Linked DNA regions of Homo sapiens: region 2 is linked to region 1. The links are chromatin contacts, found by Hi-C or POLR2A ChIA-PET in ENCODE. All regions are on one chromosome and are shown on one strand. The core of a region is the stretch at or near the end of the contact, and the rest is flanking DNA. Distances in the headings are between cores, read along the strand shown.

Region 1 (2,705 bases), core at 128-2,627:
TGTACTCCCAGTAGTATTATATTTACAGAGGCAGTATATAGCACAATGGCTGCCTTAGGGCAGGCTCTTATCAGACTGCTTGGGTTTGGATGCGGATTCCACCATACACGACTAGCTGTGGCACCTCAGGCAATTACTTAACCTTCCAGAGCCTTAGTTTCTCTATCTGTAAAATGGGGAATAAAATGGAGGTACCTATCTTAATGGCAGTGCTCGGCAGAATAAATGTTAATTAGTATCTTTTTGATGTGAATTAGTATTACTTAGCAACTTTATTTGAAGGTTTGTTACAGGCAGAGCCACTTTCGGGATACAAAGATGGATAAGAAACAAAGTTCCTATCCCCAAGGAATTTATAATCTAATAATAATTATAGTGGTGCCATAAGATCAGATCTAGGTGTAAGTTTTTTTTTTTTTTTTTCCCCCGAGACAGAGTCTGGCTCTTGTTGCCCAGGCTGGAGTGCAATGGCGCGATCTCGGCTCACTGCAACCTCAGCCTCCCGGGCTCAAGCGATTCTTCTGTCTCAGCCTCCCGAGTAGCTGGGCCCGGCCGTAAACTAATATTTCAAGAAAAAGAAAAATAGGGCCGGGCGCGGTGGCTCACGCCTGTAATCCCAGCACTTTGGGAGACCGAGGCAGGCGGATCGCCTGAGGTCAGGAGTTGGAGACCAGCCTGGCCGACATGGTGAAACCCTGTCTCTGGTAAACATACAAAAAAATTAGCCAGGTATGGTGGCGGGGGCCTATAATCCCAGCTACTTGGGAGGCTGAGTCAGGAGAATCCCTTGAACCCGGGAGGCGGAGGTTGCAGTAAGCCCAGATCGGGCCACTGCACTCCAGCCTGGGCGACACAGCGAGACTCTGTCTCAAAAAACAAACAAAAAAAAGAAAAATCAACAAGTATTTTTAAAAGGGGAGTGGACATGGCCCGGGGCATCATTACCCAAACTGAACTACACGTAATTATATGGTTCTATAGTTAACCGTCATCGCCCAGACTTCTTCCTGAGCTAGTTTAACAAGAAAAGCCAGAATTCTTATCAAAAGCAACAACGAATGCAAAAGCCCTGCCACAGAAAGGCTGAGACCATGGCTTACACACCTGGTGGCACTCCCTTGATTTTTCTCATCCAGACAACATAACTGAACGGATTTTTGTAAGGTTGTAACAGTAAATAAATATTGACATTGAACAGGCTGAAAGCCAGCCATATAACTCTTGCTTTCCGCTAAGCTCAACAGTGTGCAACTGGCTTTGTTCCTGGCGCACTAAAACAGGATTCGGAGGCCATCTTGGAAACAAAAGGGCCCTGGGCGCCGGGGGTGGAGGAGGCGGTATCCTGGCAACGGAGGCGCGCGCCCTGCCGCGCAGCCGCATTTTGCCGCGCCCAGCATCCCGCCGCGTCGGCGGGGCGGTGGAAAATTACCGCAGATTCCTCTTAAAGGCGCCCTGACATTTCCTGCCTGAAACCTGTGCGCTGGTCGGCCTGGGTTGCGGCTCCTGGGAAGCCAAAACGTGAAATGGGGTTTCCATCCTGTCTTCCTAGAGGAAATAAAATTCAGGTCGAAGACAGTTCCCAGGGTAGCAGTAGTCTCTAACTGGGCAAATAGTGTCGGAGAATAGGCTTCCTCAAATTAAGGGAAAAAAAAAAGAAAAAACCCCAAACCAAACCAAACTAAAATAAACCCTAAAATATTGACTCGGGCAAAAGAGAGCTACTCAACACGGGAACGGAACAAAAGAAACAACTTCACAAAGTCACACTGACTGTGTAACAGGTTTAAAAAATGAATGGGTCCTGAAGCAACGATAACTCATTTTTGACAAATGGATGGACAAATTATAGCTTACCAGGAATGACCAGAAAAAAGAATTAACTTATTTGAGAAGCTAAGCATGATCAGAAAACGTATCATCTCTTTGTAGATCAGTTCTTAACAGTAGAATAAGTAATCCCTCTTCCTTTGTCCTCAAATTACTTTCGTTCAGGTTAGTCACTTCTGTGATTTACAAGTTAAGCGGTAGTTTATTGCTGTCTTGCTTTTCTGACAGAAGAAATAAATAACAATGCCCCGGGTTTTTGCAACGTAAACATCCAGGATATATCCTACGGGAGTCCATGGCTCTGAAATTAATCTCCTTACCAAGCAAAATTTACTGGGAGCCCTCCTTGAAATAACTGAATAAAAAAGAAATATTGGTCTCCCGGAAGTAGAGCTCTTGACACATTAAATATCTCTTCAGTCCATTTCCAAAGATGAAAGATACAGCCCTTCGCTGGGTGCCTTCTCTGATGGTTTGCTCGGTGGTAGATGTCTGTTTGCTGTAATCTGCTGTCAGGCATACCCGTCCACTCCTCCTGAACCCTGCTCTGATGGCAGGCATGACTGTGGCCATCAGGATGGCTTCTCATGAAATATAGAGGACAGAGATGTTCCAGTCTTATCATGGCCTTGGCAAATTGATTTTTCGTTCCCGGATTGAGCCATTTTCCCCATGCTTCTCAGCCATATTCAGCCACATTTATTGCACCTCCACCCCAACCCCCTTTTAACATATCCCTTTTTTCCCTAACGTAAATGCTCCGAAATTCCAGTCACCACTTCTTAGTAATTTCTGACGGACGTTTCATGTTTTTCAGAATGCGGAGCTGTGATATTTGAGTACTAAACAAATGTTTTGCATGAGTTTAGACACCTAGG
Region 2 (2,700 bases), core at 168-2,667, 49 kb before region 1:
ATGTATTTTATTCTTTGACTTCTTGTAATTTTTAATTTTTTAAATAGCACCTGGTTCAAAATTCAAAAAGTACAAAAGGATATATAATGAAAAGCCTCTCATCTCTCTTTCCATCCATCCAGTACCCCTCCCTGAGAGCAGTTAATGTAGCTAGTTTTCAAAGTATCTTTCCTAAGATATTCCAGATTTTATTATAAGGCACATGCTACTGAGATAAACTAGAATGGGGTTGTATTTTATCTGTTGGCTCAAAGACTTCAGGATCAAGAGCATGTTCAACATCAGACAAATGGTCCTGTACAATCTTTGTGAAGCCACACTATCAGGCTATCAGGTGGAAGCCCCACCCCACTGCCACACCCTGCTGAAAATGCCACCGACGATCTCAAATATTTCTCTCCTCTTTGACCTTTCTCTTGCACCTAACAGTAACCTCTCACCTCTTGTAGCTCTCAGTACCTGGTCCTTCCTGACACCGCATGGTCCCAGCTTTCCTCTGACACCTTTAGCCCTTTCTTTTCCATTCATCTTCCTGTTTGCCTTCTGGTTTCCCTCTGACTCTCTACATGAAGACGGTTCCCAGGCGCTGTCCTTGAAGGGCTCCCTAAAAAAGTCTTACCGGTTTGCAACTAGCTGCGTGCACTAAGGCCTCTTTTAAGTGTTAAGTTGGTGTTTTGCCAGCTTAATGCATCACCTACTCTGGCCTCAGCCAGACTGTTACTGTCCTGTCAGCCTGTCTGGCACACGACTGCCCCCCACATTTGCACAGCCCTCCCCACAGCCCTCAAATGTGCACTGCTCACATCTCCGGCTCTGTGCCCATCCCACAGGGCCAGTTCATGCAAACTGTTTGGATTTCTCTCTTCCAAAGTGATTACTTTCCCTCCTTAGGATTTCTACCAGTTAACGCCTATGCTATTTCTAAGAAGTTGGTTTTTATCATAAATTATTATCTATTTGAGTACAAGGACTGTATCTCCCTAAGTAGACTCAACCTAGCTTTACTGGAGGTAGAAACCTTGGCTTAGATTTATTTTGTTTACTAATGCACAGCTGTAGATGCTCAAATAACTGAGGGAATGTTTGCTGTATCAAAATTACCCAACAGGACATTAAAATACCCAATTGTACATCAAATTCCATTAAGTAGATTAGGAGAACTTGATATTGAATGGGCTTTAACAAGGTTTCACCAAAGTAAATCACCACAATTTAAGGTAGCTTTTATGTAAATATAGGCTTCCATTTATGAGAGCTCCTAAAAAGCAGGATACACCCTGTATGTCAGTGATGAAAAAGTAGATTTTGCCGTTGGCACTCTGATAGAATCTCTGGAATGCTGGCATGTTATGCAATAGCCCCTAACCAGCCAACCAGAAGTATCTCAATCCTGAGAACTCTTTGGTACTTTACTTGGGCTCTTACTATTTTCAGTTTGCAGTACAGTGATTCATTTACAAGTGCCTTCTCCTTACTAGGTGTAGGCACTAGGAAGACAGACAGTGGTAGCAACAAGCCAAGCGCAAGGACCTTGGCACCATCAGCTTTGAGATCCAAACCTGACTCGGCCATTCCCTGGCTGTCTGACCCCAGCCTGTTCTGACCCCATCAAAATACATGACTAGATGGCCACACGTGGTGGCGTGCCCCTGTAGTCCCAACTACATGGGAAGCTGAGGTGGAGGATCACTTGAACCCAGCAGTTCAAGGCTGTGGTGCACTATGATAGTACCTGGGCAATACAATGAGACCCATCCCTACAAAAAAAACATTTAAAAATTAGCCAGGTGTAGAGGCACGTGCCTGTAGTCCCAGCACTGCCGGGCTGAGTTGGGAGGATCGCCTGAGCCCAAGAATTCGAAGGTGCAGTGAGCTATGATCATGCCACTTCACTCCAGCCTGAGTGACAGAGCGAGACCCCATCTCTTTTAAAAAATAAAATAAAATAAAGATTATATAGAAAGCTCCACATTGTCCAATCTGTTTGTACACCATTGTCAACCATCAAAAACCCACTTGGCAGCAAATGAGATGGACTGCCTGGCCTGGGAACTACAGGCCAATTGAAAAAGACTGTTCCTGTTGCAAAATATTGCAGGGTCACGGCCGGGCGCGGTGGCTCATGCTTGTAATCCCAGCACTTTGGGAGGCCGAGGCGGGCAGATCACGAGGTCAGAAGATCGAGACCACGGTGAAACCCCGTCTCTACTAAAAATACAAAAAAATTAGCCGGGCGTGGTGTCGAGCGCCTGTAAGTCCCAGCTACTCGGAGAGGCTGAGGCAGGAGAATGGCGTGAACTCGGGAGGCGGAGCTTGCAGTGAGCCGAGACTGCGCCACTGCACTCCAGCCTGGGTGACGGAGCGAGACTCTGTCTCAAAAAAAAAAAAAAAAAAAAAAAATTGCAGGGTCACAAAACAAGCAAGCCATGGGTCTTTAATTTTAAATATTTGGCTGTGCACTGTGGCTCACACCTGTAATCTCAGCACTTTGGGAGGCCAAGGCGGGCGGATCACTTGGGTCCAGGTGTTCGAGATCAGCCTGGCCAACATGGCGAAACCCCATCTCTACTAAAAATACAAAAACTTATCCCAGCCTGGTGGTGTGCACCTGTGGTTCCAGCTATTCATGGAGATCTGAGGCAGGAGGATCACTTGAGCCCAGGAGGTCAAGGCTGCTGTGAGCCCTGATTGCGCCACGGT

The links. Hi-C counts contacts between places; a loop is a spot of excess contacts on that map. ChIA-PET counts read pairs that join two places held with the same protein, here RNA polymerase II (POLR2A). Pooled maps may share reads with other maps.
Region 2: a loop to region 1 is called in a map of adrenal gland, with 2.4 times the contacts of the local background. The contact joins two enhancer-like sites. A Hi-C loop is called at or near these places in 16 of 168 maps with a recorded cell type or tissue (Caco-2, PC-9, adrenal gland and 10 more) and 7 of 50 pooled maps. POLR2A ChIA-PET finds 5 or more read pairs at or near these places in 42 of 52 experiments (A549, A673, AG04450 and 31 more).

What each region holds. Positions count from the first base shown.
Region 1 is chr15:92,819,148-92,821,852 of GRCh38, reverse strand. No RefSeq gene overlaps it. Among named protein-coding and RNA genes, the nearest start is that of CHASERR, 62 kb to the left of the region's middle. RefSeq lists a cis regulatory region at 1,349-1,364, a silencer at 1,333-1,392 and enhancers at 1,285-1,429, 793-1,458, 1,280-1,574, 1,072-1,619. Within about 2 kb of position 1,377, at least 41 of the 41 ENCODE cell types and tissues checked have a DNase peak (open chromatin) inside an H3K27ac peak, as active enhancers do; they include PC-9, where a contact is called at or near this core.
Region 2 is chr15:92,868,141-92,870,840 of GRCh38, reverse strand. No RefSeq gene overlaps it. Among named protein-coding and RNA genes, the nearest start is that of CHASERR, 13 kb to the left of the region's middle. Within about 2 kb of position 1,417, at least 9 of the 41 ENCODE cell types and tissues checked have a DNase peak (open chromatin) inside an H3K27ac peak, as active enhancers do; they include PC-9, where a contact is called at or near this core.